2 separate regions of the Mus musculus genome follow, and region 2 is linked to region 1. A link is a loop called in an ENCODE intact Hi-C map of the cell type or tissue named here. Cell type or tissue: gastrocnemius. All regions are shown on one strand. Each heading gives the region's core, and the rest is flanking DNA. Links, peaks and the distances in the headings are about the cores only.

What was found. A loop is a pair of places that touch in the nucleus more often than their neighbours do. Peaks named below come from ENCODE experiments on the same cell type or tissue, not always from the same donor. Only the 100,000 strongest peaks of a DNase experiment are listed, where the experiment ranks them.
Region 2: a loop joins it to region 1, with 6 times the contacts of the local background. A loop is called at or near these places in 1 of 42 quality-filtered maps.

Annotation. Positions count from the first base shown.
Region 1 is chr2:162,927,657-162,935,649 of GRCm38, reverse strand. Srsf6 (serine and arginine-rich splicing factor 6) reads right to left here and starts at 4,142. Exons shown (of 6, transcript NM_026499.4): 1 at 3,873-4,142; 2 at 3,508-3,656; 3 at 2,100-2,224; 4 at 1,788-1,996; 5 at 1,339-1,422; 6 at 1-1,238. The coding sequence starts at 3,979. The coding sequence ends at 893. In gastrocnemius, for the core only: no CTCF peak of the experiment used is centred there; DNase peaks (open chromatin) are centred at 3,619, 3,755, 4,182, 4,392 and 1 more place; H3K4me3 peaks cover 3,002 bases; H3K27ac peaks cover 2,020 bases.
Region 2 is chr2:161,104,537-161,112,529 of GRCm38, reverse strand. Chd6 (chromodomain helicase DNA binding protein 6) reads left to right here and starts at 3,444. Exons shown (of 37, transcript NM_173368.3): 1 at 3,444-3,541. In gastrocnemius, for the core only: a CTCF peak has its summit at 3,069 (motif pointing left); DNase peaks (open chromatin) are centred at 3,815, 3,878, 4,702, 5,072 and 2 more places; H3K4me3 peaks cover 2,648 bases; H3K27ac peaks cover 2,096 bases.

The DNA of each region.
Region 1 (7,993 bases), core at 1,609-6,608:
GAAAATGTAGCATATATGCTTTTCAACTTTGAACAGTAACTTAACTTCTAATCACTTCCGTTTTTCAAAACATTAAAGACCACCAAACCATACACTAACACTAATCACGCAGACCACCTCCAGAGCACAGATCTAACAAGATCCCAAGTACTAGGACCTACTTCTTGAAAAGTTCAAATTGTAATCCTTTAGTTTCTTTTATTTATCTTGTGGCACTAACTATAAAGTTCCTTTTACTTTTAACTCAACTTATTAAAGGGGTAGACAAAACACTTTGGTAGATTAACAGCACAAAATAAGGTTAGCCAAACTGAATAATTTATTGCTGGTCTGAGACTTGCCTTGTTTCACACTCATGTAGAATTTACACTGTCTCCACACATGGCAGGTATCAACACTTAAGGGCCTTAGTAGTGACCTATTCAATAAGGCAATCATCTTGGTAGCAAACTTTTATTTAAATCTTACATAACTCAAGCTTTATAAAAAGCCAACATAATTGAAAATTTGGGTTCTCCCTCTAAAGCCTGCAGTATCCAAAGCCTGAACAGTTAATTTAAAAATAAGCAAAACAAAACAACAGAACCCTGCAGCAGATCCTGCTGCAATACTTTAAAAAAAATCTAAATGAGCTTAATCTTTACAAAAGTTATTTTAGCTCAAAGGCTACAAAATCAAAATTATCTTAATTCTACAAAGAAGGGAGAGGGCTTCATACCACCATTTTAGAACCTCATCTTTTTCTCAGTAAATTTGGCCACAAATCAAATTCCGGTGTTCCCTTTTCAGGAAATCCTCTTAAAGAAGAGGCGAGTATAAACTCGGAAGAGTAACTGCCTAAGCAAGTAGGAAAGTGTTCTGTTATAGTGTGCAAAGAACGTCGAGGTCAGGGTTAATCTCTGGAACTTGATCTGGACCTTGAACGAGATCTAGAACGGGACCTTGAAGCTCTTTTTGGCGGAGGGGACATGGACCGAGCCTTTGAGGGTGGAGCAGGTAGAGGCGAGTGGGACCGAGACTGGCTCCGGGATCTGGACTTTGACTTTATGTCTCCTTTGCCGTTCTCTTTGGGGGACCGAGACCGTGACCTACTACGTGACTTCCCATACTTATCCTTAGACCTGCTTCTTGAGTGGGAATGGGAGCCCCGGTCAGACTTGGGCTTCGATTTGCTCTTTGATCTGGATTTCCTGCCTTTTGAGCGGGATCGGGATCGACCTTTGCTCCGAGACCTAGATCTGTACAAGAAAAGCCAGATTTCTTTCAGTATCTTGTCAGAAAACACCTATACTCCATCAAGTGGTAAAAAATTAAGAGACCCAATACCACATTATTTACCGGGAGCGACTTTTTGAGATACTTCGAGATCTACTGCGGCTGCTTCTGCGACTCCTACTCCGAGACCTTCTTCTAGACCGTGATCTACACACAAGAGACAGTGATGTTTTAATCTTTTCAAGAATATGTTTTAGGGGGCTGGTGAGATGGCTCAGAGGTTAAGAGCACCGACTGCTCTTCTGAAGGTCCTGAGTTCAAATCCCAGCAACCACATGGTGGCTCACAACCATCTGTTACAAAATCTGATGCCCTCTTCTGGAGTGTCTGAAGACAGCTACAGTGCACTCACATATAATAAATAAATATATAAATAAATCTTAAAAAAAAAAAAGGAATATGTTTTAACTACCCATCTGTGGCTAGAATATCTGCTTACTACAACCAAGAAACACCGTAAATACAACTAGGCAACAACTGGAAATGACAAGCCTCCCCCCAGCCCTCGTTACCTGGATCTACTGCCAGAGTAGGAGCGCCTATGGCTTGTTCTTGGCTTATCTTCAATAAGCCTAATATTTCTGCCATTTATTTCTGTACCATCCAGTTTATCCAAAGCACGCTTCATGTCGGAGTAGGATCTAAATTCAATCACACCCTCATTTGTTCGTTCTTTGTGAGCATCTGCATAAGTCACTTCTCCTGCTTGCCGCATGAAATCCTAAAACAGTTAAGACTGATAAGCTCCAGAAATCTAAAGCAAGACCACGTAGCCAACTCTTAAGGAAAGTAACTGCTCTGTCTTTAAAACCCCAGGTACATACCTTTAAGTCTTGCCAACTGCAACGACTAGACAGATTTTCTACAATAAGCCTGTACTCTGTACGAACAGGTGGTCCATATTTGTCTCTGCCAGAAGTTCTCCGACTGCTGTATCCACCTCCACCACCTTTATCACATGAAGGGAGTAATTAGATGCGTTGCAATGACAGGCATGCATGTTTTTGAAAGTTAGTACAAACATAGCAACGTTTATTACTGGAGTAGGACTTTGCTATTATACTGCTAAACCCTCGATACATTTGTGATTTGCCACAAATTAAATTAAGGGCAAGTCAAATAGACTAAATCCAACTAAACCTCTCCTACAATCTGTTAGAGAGTGACTGCTCCTTTATTCAATTTACCTCGCTAAGTTTTATTTTACAGAACATTGTAAAATATAAAACTTAACTGATTACATGCATTTCTACATTTTACAAAAATGTTTACTAGTTACACTAAGTACTTACATCACAGTGTGAGGTTTTTGGTGGTGGTTTGGCCACAAAACACGCAAGGTAACAGTCACCTAGTTCAGATTAACCAGTTTTGTCTAACCCTTGGAATCCTCACCATCACCCTGCGTCTAATGGCAAAAGGCTGCTGTCGTCATGGCTTCCGGTAAGGTCAGCCAAAGGGTCATAGGGCAAGGGTCACACAATGTATGGAAAAGCCAAGGCCAATCAGGAAAGGCAGTCATCTTAGCCTCAGTGGACACAGCCTCAGCCCCATTGGTCACTTTCAAATTGAAACATCAAGGACTTGTTAAAAAGTTGGAATTCAACATGCAACAATTTCAACATTAAACATTTCACATAACCAAAATCCCCCCAACCCCCTCCCAGTAACATGCCCCAACTATTTCAAATACAGCATAAAGCTTATTTAGATTTACTTTGTGGTACTATGCCACATTACTTAGTTTAAAATGGCATTTTCTTTGCCCCCCCCCAATCAAGCCTCCCAGCTCCTAAGACTTAGACTTCAAGCTCCTCCCCTTTCCCCGCCCCCTGCCCCACCTCCACCCCAGCCTTCCTAGAAACTTCCTCAATGCTAACAAGCACTGACAGATAAGCAAGGGGGCATACTACAAATACAGCCAGCCCTCGCTTTCAATGGCAGAACCCAAGTCAGTGCCAAAGAGGGCCAACTGAAGCCACTCCTTCCAAACTTAAGTCAACCGGCCACCCGACCCCATTCCCCGCGCTCCGGTGTCCCACGGCTACCCGGGCATGCGTGGAGGTAGAGGGGCCCCGGGAACACCCAGGGCCGACAAGCCCCGGCCTCCGCGCCTGCCCGGGCTGGGGAGGTCCCACCCTGCCCACCCAAGTGACTGCACCCGCCCTGCGCCCCCAACCCCCGCCCCCCCCAGGTACCCAGGACGCGGAGCGCGCGGGGGTAAGGACTCACTGCGGCTTCCGTAGCTGTAGCCATCGCGGTCGCGGCGCGGGCCCCGGGCGTGCTCTACGATCACGCGCTCGCCGCACAGCTCCTTGCTGTTGAGCTCGTACACGGCATCGTCGGCATCCCGGGAGTCCTCGAACTCCACGAAACCGTACCTGCGGAGGGGCGGAGCGCGAGCCGCGCACCGGCGGGCGGGCGTGTCGTTAGCCGGCGCCGCGCGCTCCCGCGCCCTCCCCCGCGCGCGCGCGCTCGGGGCGCCGCCGCCGCCGCCATTTTAGAGGCCCTGCCACGCGGCGCCGCGGCCTTGGCCGCCTCGGGTCCTTGGGGGACCTCTCTCCGCCGCGGGGCGCGGCCTCCCAGACCCGACTCACCCATTTTTGAGGTCGATCTCGAGGAGGCGGCCGTAGCCGCTGAAAAAGCGCTGGATGTCCTTCTCGCGGACGTTGTAGCTCAGGCGTCCTATGTAGACGCGCGGCATGGCCGTGACCCACGGGTGTCCTCCGGGAGGCTGGCGGAGGGGCGGCGGGCCGCGGGGCAGGGCTGCGGTGCGGGTGCGGGGACGGCGAAGGCCCGAACACGCGCCTCACACCGCAGCGGCGGCCGAGTCAGCCACACAATGGTGCGCGCGCGCGCGCCGGCCTACGCTATAAGTGCCCGGGGGCGGGGCGCGGCGCGGCGCAGCGCGTGACGTCGTCGCGCAGCACGTCCTCTCCCGCGCCGCGGGCCGCTCCGGATGTGTTGGGGCGGCCCGCGGCGCGTGCCGTGCTTGCTGGGAGTTGATTTCGCTACTGTCATGTCCCCTGGCGCTGTGCAGCCATCAGCGTAAACAGCCGAGGCCCGGACCTTTTGAGTCGTGCCTAATAAACTGTTCTTGTGCCCAGGCACGCGGAGAACGAGTTTTATTTCTCATTGGTTGTCCGGGCTGTCAGTCTAGGCCATCTTGGTCTCTGATTGGTCTACTAAAAAAAAAGAGGTTGCTCTTTCCCTTCAGCGGGTAGCTCGCACTGGTTTCGTTGAGTACACGCTCTTGGGAGTCGGACAGTTCCTTAGTTTCTCAGCGGCTCGGGATCTGTCCCCGAGGTTTAGTGACCAGCGGGGGAGGTGCTGTGGCTGGTCTGGGTGGCATCCCTCCCTCTGCTCGGAGCTCTGACAGCTCTGAATCCCGCGCTCGCCGCGGCCGTTCACAAAGGGAGCATGGCTGGGCCCCATGGTCCTCCAAGACCCCCTATCCCCTTTCCTATCCATACTGTCCTTAACCTGGTTGGATCCGAAGGCAAACTATTTATAAAGCAGAAATACACACTTAGGAGTTTATGGAGGTGACATCTAATGCTGTAGAGTTAAACAAAACAGCCCCACTGCCCTGGAGTAAAGTTAATTGACTATCAAGGAGCATGCCTTGGGAGTATTCAAAGCACGGCGAAGGTTTGGCTAGAGAGGTAAGGAAACCGAAAGCAGAGCACGGTGTGATAAAAGCTGAGAGAAAAGACTGCCATTGAGTTAGTACCTGCTCTTTAGGAATTTGTTTTCTGCCCAGAATCTGGGCAGCCTCAGGCTTTTCAGCTATAATGAGAGAAGATTCTGTCCTCTGGGGCAGACCGGCAATGTTGATAGCACACAGGGAGATGTGTTAATAGTATTCTCGAGGGAAGAGAACGTCCTTAAGTTAGAAATATAAATATATATATGTAGACAGCTTTTAAAAATATTCATGGAACACAGAATGAAGTCAACACATAACAGTTTTATCAAATTGTCAATTTCTAAAAACTTGTTAAAATTTATTTGTGAGTGGTGAGAAGACTGAAGCCGGTAAAGGTGCTTGCTGCCAAGCTGGAGGACCCGACTTTGATCCTAGAGACCCACACGGTAGAAGGAACAACAACAACAACAAAAACAATTCTTGCAAGTTGTCCTCTGACCTCCTGATGCGTGTCATGCCTTCAATAAATAACTAAGTGTGATGATAACACATTTTAAAATTATTTGTAAAAGCAAACACACATCTGGATTCCACACGAGACGAAAAAGCCAGTATTTGTCATTCTCCTACCCTATTACCATATTTTGTTCCCCTCTTCCCTTATCCTTGTTTCCTTCACATAGTTCCCTTTCTACTTTCATGTTCTACACACACACAAGACAACCCATGAGATCATTTATCTTCCAAAGTTCCTAGTTGGATCAGCAGCACTGGGGAGTCCTGTTGCCGACCTAACTTGGTACTTTGCAAAAGCAACAAACTGAAATGACAAGTGCGCAGCATGAGAGTCTATTTATTTTTTTAGTGGGCTGGGGGAGGGAAAAGCCAGATAGTCAGGTGCAGTATCTGATGCCTGTTCTCAGCATCCGGGAGCTGAGGAAGGAGGACTGCTATGGGTTCTAGATTAGCCTTGGCTAAGTTTGAGGCATTGTCTTAAAAACAAGGAAGGGAAGGGTCTGTTGGGAAACTGCTTGCTTCTGGAGCTTGACCGTTCCTGTGGAATGACACCTGAGGTGACCCTTGGCCTCCACACTTGATGCACATGCTAGTTTGGAACTCCAGAGCCTCAATATCAATGAGAGCCAGTTCCTACAGGTTCGCTCACCACATCTCCCTCCCACCCCCAACTGATTCTGTTACCATGTGAAATCTCAACTAACACAGCCACCCCAGAGTATTTGTGTGGAATGCAGCAGAGGCTGCTCTGGGAAGTTCTGCCCAGAGCATCTGACTGATGGCCCATCCATGCCATCAGTCTGATAGATAGATCTCTGAGGCTTGTCTGCGGGAGATTTGTGTAAACGGTGCCAAGCCAGTCCAAACCCTCATTTAAAATCTTCTGAGCCAGGTGCGGTGGTGCACACCTGTAACACCAGCAGATCAGACTTCCGGGCAAGAGGATCAGTCAACTGAGCAAGGCGCTGGGGATATGGTTCAATGGTTTGCTGCCGAAGACCTGACCTGGGTACCTAGAATGAAATTCAAGTATCTCACAAACACCTATAACTCTAGTTGCAGGGGGGAATCCAATGCCTCTGGCTTTTGTGGACCTCCGCACACATAAGTACATACCTCTAAACACATACACACTTTTAGATAAATATATATATTTATTTATCTCCAAATTGCCCCCAGAACTTGGGAGGCAGAGACAGGGGGAATCTCTGTGAGTTCAAAGCCAGCCTGGGCTACATACTGAGACCCTGTCTCAAACAAATATCCCTGGGTAAAATAAAACTTTCAGAACATCTGCAGGAGATCCATTTAGAGCCGGGCTCTCAGTCTCCACGTTGCTGGCCCCTGGGTCAGATGGTTTTTTTGTCACGGGTGATCCTCTGTGCTGTGGGACACTCAACAGACTCCCTGAGCTCTATCCATGTAAGTGCCAGTGGTCTACTCCCATATCCAATGTGACTGAAAAAAAAAATGTGGTAAGCCTTCAGAAAGTGACAGCAGCTGCTGAGGGACAGTGTAGAAGAACCACTTTAAGCTTATTCTAACTAGCTTACAAATAAATGAGACTCAGACTGTGGCCATTTTATTTGGCTTTGACTGCTTACTGGTGGGTAATCACTAGTTTCCTCTTCTGACTGCTGGCCTGGCTGGCTCCCCAGTGGTGTGCCCCAGATACTTGCTGTTTCTCCTGGCCATGTGCTCATGGTTCTCCCCTCCTGGCCACTTCTTCTCTTCTCCCAATCTCTCCTCCAACCACATCACCCAAAACCACCCACCTCTAGTTCCTCCAGGAATTGGCAGTAGCCAATTTTATTTAACCAATAGTTTTAAACCAAGGAACAAGGTTTGCACAACAACAGCTTGTAAACCGGAGAAGTCACTCCCAGGCATAGGCCTTCAGCTATAGAATTTAGCATTATAATACATAGCAAAATGTTGGGAGCTGATTCCTAGCAGAAAGCAGCTATCATCTCTGCAGCCACCTCAGGCTATTTACTTACAGGTGGGTACTTTTCCACCCTGCTTGTTTTCCTAGCACGATGTTTTTGCAAGCAGCTCACACCACAGCTGAACACACTCTGATAACAACCTGATCTTCTCAGACACAGCCTGGACTTGTGGCTTAGTGCCCCCAGCTGCAAGGCACTTGTGGCTAAGCTACAGTCCTCAATTTGTGCTTATAAACCCATAGTTGCCTTCCAATAAATGAGACTTGAGACTTGATCAGATAGCCTGTCTTGTCTCCATTCTTCTCGTCACTTGCCCCTCCATCCCCACTCTCTCTCTCTTACAGACCCTGTTGACTGACCTGTGGGCCAGGTCAGCAATAGAGCAAATATCAACACACAGAACTGCTCCTTTTGAGAACTGGTCCTTATGTGAGAGGTCGGGACCTCCTTAGTGTTTGTGTGGCTAAGGATTAATCAGTTTGCTTTCTTTCTTTCTTTCTTTCTTTCTTTCTTTCTTTCTTTCTCCCTCTCCCCTCCCTCCCTCCCTCCCCCTCCCTCCTTTCTTTCTTTCTTTCTTTCTTTCTTTCTTTCTTTCTTTCTCCCT
Region 2 (7,993 bases), core at 1,148-6,147, 1.8 Mb after region 1:
TCTAATGGAGGAAACAGAATGGAGGCAGGAGAACACAGCCAAATATCTTCCACCTCCTCCTTATAGAGTTATCATCAGAAAGTTCTGGAAGTGCAGGAAGTCTTTCTGAGGCTACTGTTTTGAGTTGTAACATTTTTTTTCTCTCCTGGGACACCATGGGTATGGATGTATTACTATATGGTACAGGCATTCTTATATTTCTTTTCTCACCTTTGTATTAGGCCTTCATAGCCTCATGGTATCAACTGACTCTTCTTGCAGCTGCAGTGGCAAGTGGCTCTGGGTGTGGGCCATCTGACTTCACACATGTGGCCCCTGATAGCGCTTTGGCTCATGGCCCTCCTTCCAGGGTCCCTGTTGACACCGCGTTTGGGAACACCACAGAAGCTTGCTTGGGATGTAGCCATGACTAACTGATGTGAATCCCTGCCCAATGAAAGAAGAGCTGGTGAGTCAACTTCCTTTCTTTCCCTACGACACAGGCAATGCCGAGACTCATGTTACATGGCTTCTTAGAGAATAATCTCAGAGCAGAAACTATCCACCACACTTAGAGCAGGCCAAACTAAAAGTCATTCTGAATTTGCTTTTCATCCCTACCTTACACTCACACCTCATTCCTGTAGCACAAAACCAACCTCTGCTTCTGGGCAGAACTCAGCAAAATGCAGCTTAGCTGCTGCCTCTTCCCAGAGTGCTGCCCTGTAGGGCCCTAGCTGCTTTCAAAGTGCTGAAGAGTCGGCTTCTCAATTCTGCAGACCTATTCTTTCATGGCTGGGCCTGCAGTATCTTGTCTTCTGAATGTAGCCTCAGGCACTTCCTTTGCTCCCACACATTCTATTCTATTTGGTTGTGAAGCCATCCTGGACTCCTATTGATTCCCTGTCTGACCACCCCACATTGTGTCTTTGTGTCTTATGCTATTGACTTGCCTCTGAGAATGGCAAGGCAAGGCAAGTCTACCTTTCCGTTCTGTCCAGCTCCTGCCCTTCCCCAACAATCTCTCTAGTCTCTATGCCTCTGCTTAATGGTGCTTCTTCCTCTGCCCAATTTTTATTTCCTCAGCCTCATCCCGGACAGAATAAATTCATAGATGTCAGCCCCCTTGAGTACTGTTGAAAGCTCTAGAACCCTTGATCCTGGTATTTGGGCTGACTGGGTCTGACTACCAGCTTTCTGGTCCATTAGTTGTTGCAGAAACTGGATAGGAAGGTAAGTAAGCTATCTCTTAAGAGGCCAGAGCAAGGACAGTTAGCTACCAGCTTGGCAGGATTGGCGATTCTTGGGATGTACTTCTCTCTGTCTTGTCTCCAGACTGCAAGCCTCCCTTTGAACCAGGATGCTGTCTGCCTTAATACTCTATCTTTGTATCTATAAAAACAATACCTACAGACATAGCTGATACTTAATAGCTAAGGAAAGATGGAAAGAGGAGAAAGTTTGGGCTGTGACACATTGTGGCCATCCTTGAAACAAATGGAAAAAGGTGGCAGGTGAGACAGCTATGTGATGTGCACTTTCAAACTAGACAAATTACTGGGGTAGTCCAAGAAATGAAGAAGTGCCTTAGCTAGGATTACTGTTACTGTGATGAAACACCATGATCAAAAGCAACTTGAGGAGGAAAGGGTTTTGTTTCTCACAGCCCCATGTAACACTTCTCACCAAAAGCAGAGAGGGCAGGAACTCACAAGGGGTAGGAATCAGAAGGCAGGGGCTGATAGAGAGGCCATGGACGGGTGCTGCTTACTAGCTTGCTCCTTATGACTTGGTCAGCTTGTTTTCTTATAGATCCCAGGACCACCAGCCTAGGAGTGGCACTGCCCACAATGGGCTGGGCCCTCCCCCATGAATCATTTAAAAATATGCCCTACTGGCTTACCTATAGTCTGATCAAGGCTCCCTCCTCTGATGACTCTAGTTTGTGTCAAGTTGGCATAAAACTAGCTAGTACAAGAAGCAGGACCCAGAAGAGAATTAGGGCCATTGGCTGAAAGACATAAGACAACCAGGACTTCTAAGAAGCTAAACATATTCTCTTAGGGAGTACAGGAAGGCTCTGTTAACATTGTGATTACCCTTGACACACTCATACCACCCTCATCCTAAACAATTCTGACAAACTGCTCTTGGAGTCATCAGACTCAGATCATTCCTGCTTTAATTAAGATAAAGTGAGCTTTTAAAGTCAGAGTCCAGCCAGTTTTGGACTTTTTTTTCTTCTTCTTTTATTTAAGTATTCACTGGGGAAACACTCCAGATGGGACAGGCAGGAGTGAAGAGGAAAAGTGATCACCAGGTCCCAGAGTAGGGAGGATGCTATGAGGAATATTTAGCTAGGCAGGATAGGCTCTAAATTCCTCCTTGCCCTAATTGTTCCTCCCCCATCTCTGGTCTGATGTCCTTCCTCCCGCCATCTGTTTTCTTTATGGCATTTATCACTACCTGCCTCTGTGTTCATTTATTTATTTTATTTATTGCTTTTCCTTTGCCTGTTCGGTGAGTGCAAGGGCTTTGTCCTATTGACCGCTACATCCTCCGTCTCAGATCAATGTCAGGTATTTAGTGGGCACTTAAAAATTAGCTGCTAAAAAACGAATTACGGAAGACAACAATTGGTTGAATCTCTGTCATATGCTAGGCCCTGTCCTTGAGGATGCTACAAGGATGGTAGTGGAGATAGGCCCGAAAATAAACACACCATGGTTCCACTCCTGATGTTACTGAAGCATATCCAATGCGCTGCAGGATCCTCAGGGCTGGAAAACTCCCGGGGTGTGCAGGGCCCTGGGAAGACGTTCCTAGTATGCTAGGGAGCCAGGCGGATCTGCAGTATAAGCAGCTGGAGACTGACGACCCGGCTCCTCGCTTCCCTCGGCCTCTCAGCATCTTCTTTTTCCTGTCCGTTGGGACCTTCACCTCTCCTCGAGTGCGCGTTGCAGGATCTGGGCGCCGGCGGGGCGCTCACGTCGTGGGACCCCAGTACATCTTCTCCCACCTCCGGAGAGCCAATCCCGGGTTTTCCAGCTTGCTTGCCCACTACCTGCGAGACCTCCACCTGCAGGTTGAGCCCCAGCCGCGGGCCAGCGCCCAGGTCCTCGCCCCCTGCTTGCAAAACAGAGCGCAGCACCCCGCCCCGCCCCCTCCGCCTGCGGGACCCCAGCCCCGCCCCGCCCCCGCGGCCCGGCCGCTTCATTCCGGGGGGGCGGGCCGGGAGCTGCGCTGTCTGCAAGGCGGGGAGATCTAGGCTGGGAGGCGGAGCGGCTCCGACATCGACCAATCACCGCTGCGATCACATCCATGCAAATACGAGCACAATGGAGCAAGCCCATCACTCGCTCCTGCAAGCAAGCTTGAAACGGGCTTCTGTCTGATCGGCAGCCCACACGACCAATGAACCTGTGTTTTGGGCAGGCGAAACCCAATAGCGCGGCAGGGAAGGCGGGCCCAAGCTGGGTTAGGGTGTCCTTGCAGGGTGTCTGAGCTAAACTTCACCAAATAATAGCTGTTTGTATTTTGGCTGCTGCAGGAGCCATTTTAGGTAAGTTCTTCTCTTAACTTTTTATTTTCCTGCCTGGCCCCGACAAGCTGGGCTTGCCCGCGGGGACCCTGTCTCCGCCCCGCTGGCCGGGATGGGGCTGCCCTATGAATGGAGCGGGGCTGAGGGGCCGCGGCGGCGCGAGGCCCGGCCGGGCAGGGGTCCGAGCGCGGCCGCGGGCGTTCGGCCAGGCCGAGGGCCCCGAGGCCTGAGGCGAGGGGTTTGGCGTCCGCCCCTCCCGGCTGCCGCGCGCTCTGGCCGCCCGCCCTCCGTCCTTGGGAGAGCGCCACTGCGGGGCCACGCGCCCAGGCTTGGGGTCCTGCTTCAGACCCCAAGCGCGGGCCTTTGCGGCGGGGCGGGGCCTGCCAAGGCTTCCCAGGGGACCCCGGCGGCCCACGGCGCGTGAGGGCCACCCCCGCGCCCGCCAGCCGCTACCGCCCCCGCGGAGAAGTTGCTCCGCTCCGCGTCCTGCGTCTGTTTGCAGGGGTGGAGGAGGGTGGGCCGGTGCCAGGCTGCTGCTCCGGGAGGGGGCGGGGGCCCCGGCGCGTCCCCGGGTCGCGCGCCCCTCCGGCCGGCTCCTCACGCACTAACGCGCACTCGCCCCCGAAAATTTGAGCCCTCAAGACTCCAAGCCACCAAGCTACCCCGCTGCCAAGTTTGGTGCGTTATTAGATTGCATGTTAGAGCTTGCAAAGAAATTAGAGAGAGGGAATATGAAAAAAAAAAAAAGAAAAAAATCTGTTTCCTTCAGGGTATTTATTTCTCTTCTCTGTTGAGAAGTAACGGAGGAATGTCCTTCCTAAAATTTCCAGGGACCATGCCTGTCAGATGTGGAGAGGGGTTGGCAGCTCCTTGGGTTTTAAAACGAGGTTATTAGGAAATCCCCGCACTAGTGAGATAATTGAAATGTGAGTTTGTTTGCAGCTTCAGTTTTATTTGATCCAATTAAAAATGCATAAGCATGCACTTTATATTTGTGTACATAGAGTATTCCTAGTTTCAGTTATGACTAATATGACTGTGGTTTCACGAGTGTGGGATCTAATAAGGCAGTATAATTCAATTTTGAGCTCGTAGGCCCGTGTTCTCCAAATTAGGCTTTATAGACCATTAGTAATCTGGCCAAGGTTTCTAGAGAGTCTCTGGCATCTCTGAGCATCTTTCTCCGGGGCTTGTTTGTGCCTTTTTTGCCACCCCTCAAGAAACTGTTCATTTCTGCTGTAACAGATCCATGAACAGAGAAAATAGATATTTTAAATATTGACAGTTTTCAAGAGTGTCTGAAATATTTTGCCTAGGATTTGATTATTTCCCAAATGGTATATAAGAATACCATGCCAGTAGGCCCTCATATTGGCATACTCCATGGGGATCTGCTTATGGTGCTTTTGGAAAAGTCTGGACAGACACCATGCTTTCTTTCAGAGCTCTGAGTGCTTGACTTATTGTAAGGGAGTGAGCGGGTCTGTCTCATTCACTGTGGGTAGCACAGTAGTTTAGTTGGAAGCCAAGTTGGAAGATCAGGTTGGCAGCCTCTGAGAGAGTTTTTTGTGAACTTTGTGGTTCTCTGGCAACAGAAGGATTTGAGATGTGTGTATGATAAAATGATTAGGCATGAGTTGTCATGTAGCCTGGTTTATGCCAACCAGAGCAGGTGGTTTCACATAAGGGGTGTATCCATCCCTTTAACCAAGGGCCTGGGAAAATGTGAAGCGGTGTGACTTAATTTGGAGTTCCTTCTGTCCCAAGATTTCATAGATGGATTATTAATGTTTTGTATTTAAACTAACCCAAAGACTAGGAAGATGGCCTGTGTGGTAAAGTGTTTGCCATGTTAGCATTAAGACTCAAGTTTGTATCTCTAGCATCCACATTAAAAAATCAGGCATTATGGCTAACTCCTGTCATCTCTGGGGCTTGTGGGCCAGCCAGCCAACCTAGCTGAATTGGCAAACTCTAGAGTGAGAGACCTTGTCTCAAAAAATGTGGTAGTAAGATTGAGGAAGAAACATTTGACATTTGGCCTCCATGTGCACAGGCGCACTTACCCAAGCACACACAAAAAGCTAACCTGTACATATCCCTACCCTCACTCTGTTGTTTGGGAATCTCTGCTTATAGTAAGTAGTTTGAAGTGGTTTTTTTTTTGTGTGTGTATGTAGTCTGTCTTGGTGAAATGACATTGGTTTTGTGGTCTCCGATGTTGCAGTTTCTCTGGAGTCACGATCTTTATTTTTTGTTTTCTTTTCTTTTCCCCCCTTTCTACCACAACTTTCAAGTATCTTTATAATTATTTTTATAGTGGTGTAATAGGAGGCCCCTGACTCTTCTCAGTATATGACTTCAGGCTAGAAGTTGAAAAACCAGTTAGAAGTGGAGTGAGAGAACCAGAGTTAGGCCTTCCATTTCAGGAAGATCTGCAGGAGATTTCTTTGTATTTATCAGTATACTTTCCTTGTAACTGTCTCAAATAGCAAAGAATATTTAGCAGGGCTGTATCTCTTTAGGAACCACATTAAATTTGTGATTTTTTTTTTCCAGCTGAATATCGCAGAAGGTTAATCAGAAACAGTATGTCCTGAGACCACTATATTTTGAAGATTCTTTGGTTTAAATTTAAAAAATATTTTTGGTTTTCTGGAAGCATGGCTTAATCCCAACCGAGTTTGTGATCATTTTCTCTTGTGTTAAAACCATGGAGCGGGGTCCTGTCCTGTCATTGCATGTGCCCTCCAACTTATGTGGGAAGTCTGTTGGGAAAGACCAGTGGGTCTACATGTGCCCTTTGAATAGGTTATTGGATTCAGTCTCTCCCTGCAGAAATACCTTTGCTACAGGACAGAGATGGTATCCACATCCAATGAAGAAACTGCTTTCTTTAGTCCCTTTTCCCCAGTGGTTGTACTGCTTATTGCAAAGCCTGCAATAGTTTGGTTCTTAATAAATACTTATGTTTCTTCTACTTCCATCCCTCATAAAAGCTGTGATTTAGTTTGAGTAAAAAGCTACAGTGGATTTCCTGGGGTTGCCTGCATTTTCCTATACCAGATTATTATACTGCGGACTCCAAAATACATAAAGTAATAGTTAGGGTTTGGTGTCTGTTCCTTAAGGAATATTTTATTTGCAGTGGAATGTGAGACACTTGAGACAAGCAGCAGAGAACCAGCACTGATTGGAGAGATACCCGGTGTGCATCTAGCACTCAGCTAAGGACAGGGGCCATGGGTGTAAATGCCTTTGCTTTCTAACCATTTCATGAAGCTGGGCAGCAGCTCACTGGGATGAAGTATCATGTTCAAGGCCACCAACTCTGGGTAGAATTTGAACCCAGATCCAAAGTAATTCCTTTGGATCCAAAGATGACTTCAGAAGCTTGAGTGTACCGTCTTGTTTTAGTCGTATGGTGCGAGGTCAACAACCATGCCTTTCTAAGTCTGCATCAGGCTTGCTTTTCCATTTCAAGAATCTATCACCGAAAGGGGGACATACAGCGAGGGCACGGCTTGCCCGCCTTCCCCGCCCGAGGTGCACTTCGGAGTTCAGAAGAGTCTAGTGCACAGCAGTCATGGCATGCAGAGGGAGAATGGAGTCACTTCCCCTGCCAGAATGTTCTTTTCTTTTGTTTGTGTTGTGGAGGCGTTGATACTCTCATGAGAAATTCTGCTACTTCCATAAAAGTCCTGAAGGTAGTAAAATAGAGTTATTTTAAAATGTCCATTGCTGTTCCCATCCTGAACTAAATGGTTTGGATAAAATCCAGAGACAAATGCTTTGCAGTACCTCTTGTTTGTTGGTTTCTATAGCTTGTGGTAGAGTTTGTGTGCCCTCAGTGCTCTTTATGTCCTTTACCATTCTTACTCTACTCTGGGACCTTTAGAATATATAAGACACATATGACATGACTTAAACTCCTTTTTGGAAGTTTTTTTTTTTTTTTTAACTTTGAACGTTTTTCCCCTCTGTAATCATGAATGACTTAATTAAAAAATATTTTATGGCCGGGCAGTGGTGGCGCACGCCTTTAACCCCAGCACTTGGGAGGCAGAGGCAGGCGGATTTCTGAGTTCGAGGCCAACCTGGTCTACAAAGTGAGTTCCAGGACAGCCAGGGCTATACAGAGAAACCCTGTCTCAAAAAACCACAAAAAAAAAAAAATTATGTGTATGAATGTGTACTCTGTGAGTACTCAGGGGTTACAGAGAATTTCAGGCCATCTTTGTGCCCTTTGGGAATCGAGTCCAGGTCCTCTCCAAGAGTAACAAGTACTCTTACCCACTGAGCAATCTCTCAAGCTCTCATGTGTTTTACAAGGCAAAAGCCATGATTGTTCATGGTGTGGTTATCCTTTATTTTAGAATTTAGGACAGTCTTTGGAAATGTCAGGAGAATTAGGAAATAGAATATTAGAATCTTTTCAGGGTGCATTTCCAAATGTAAATGAGAGTGATGAGT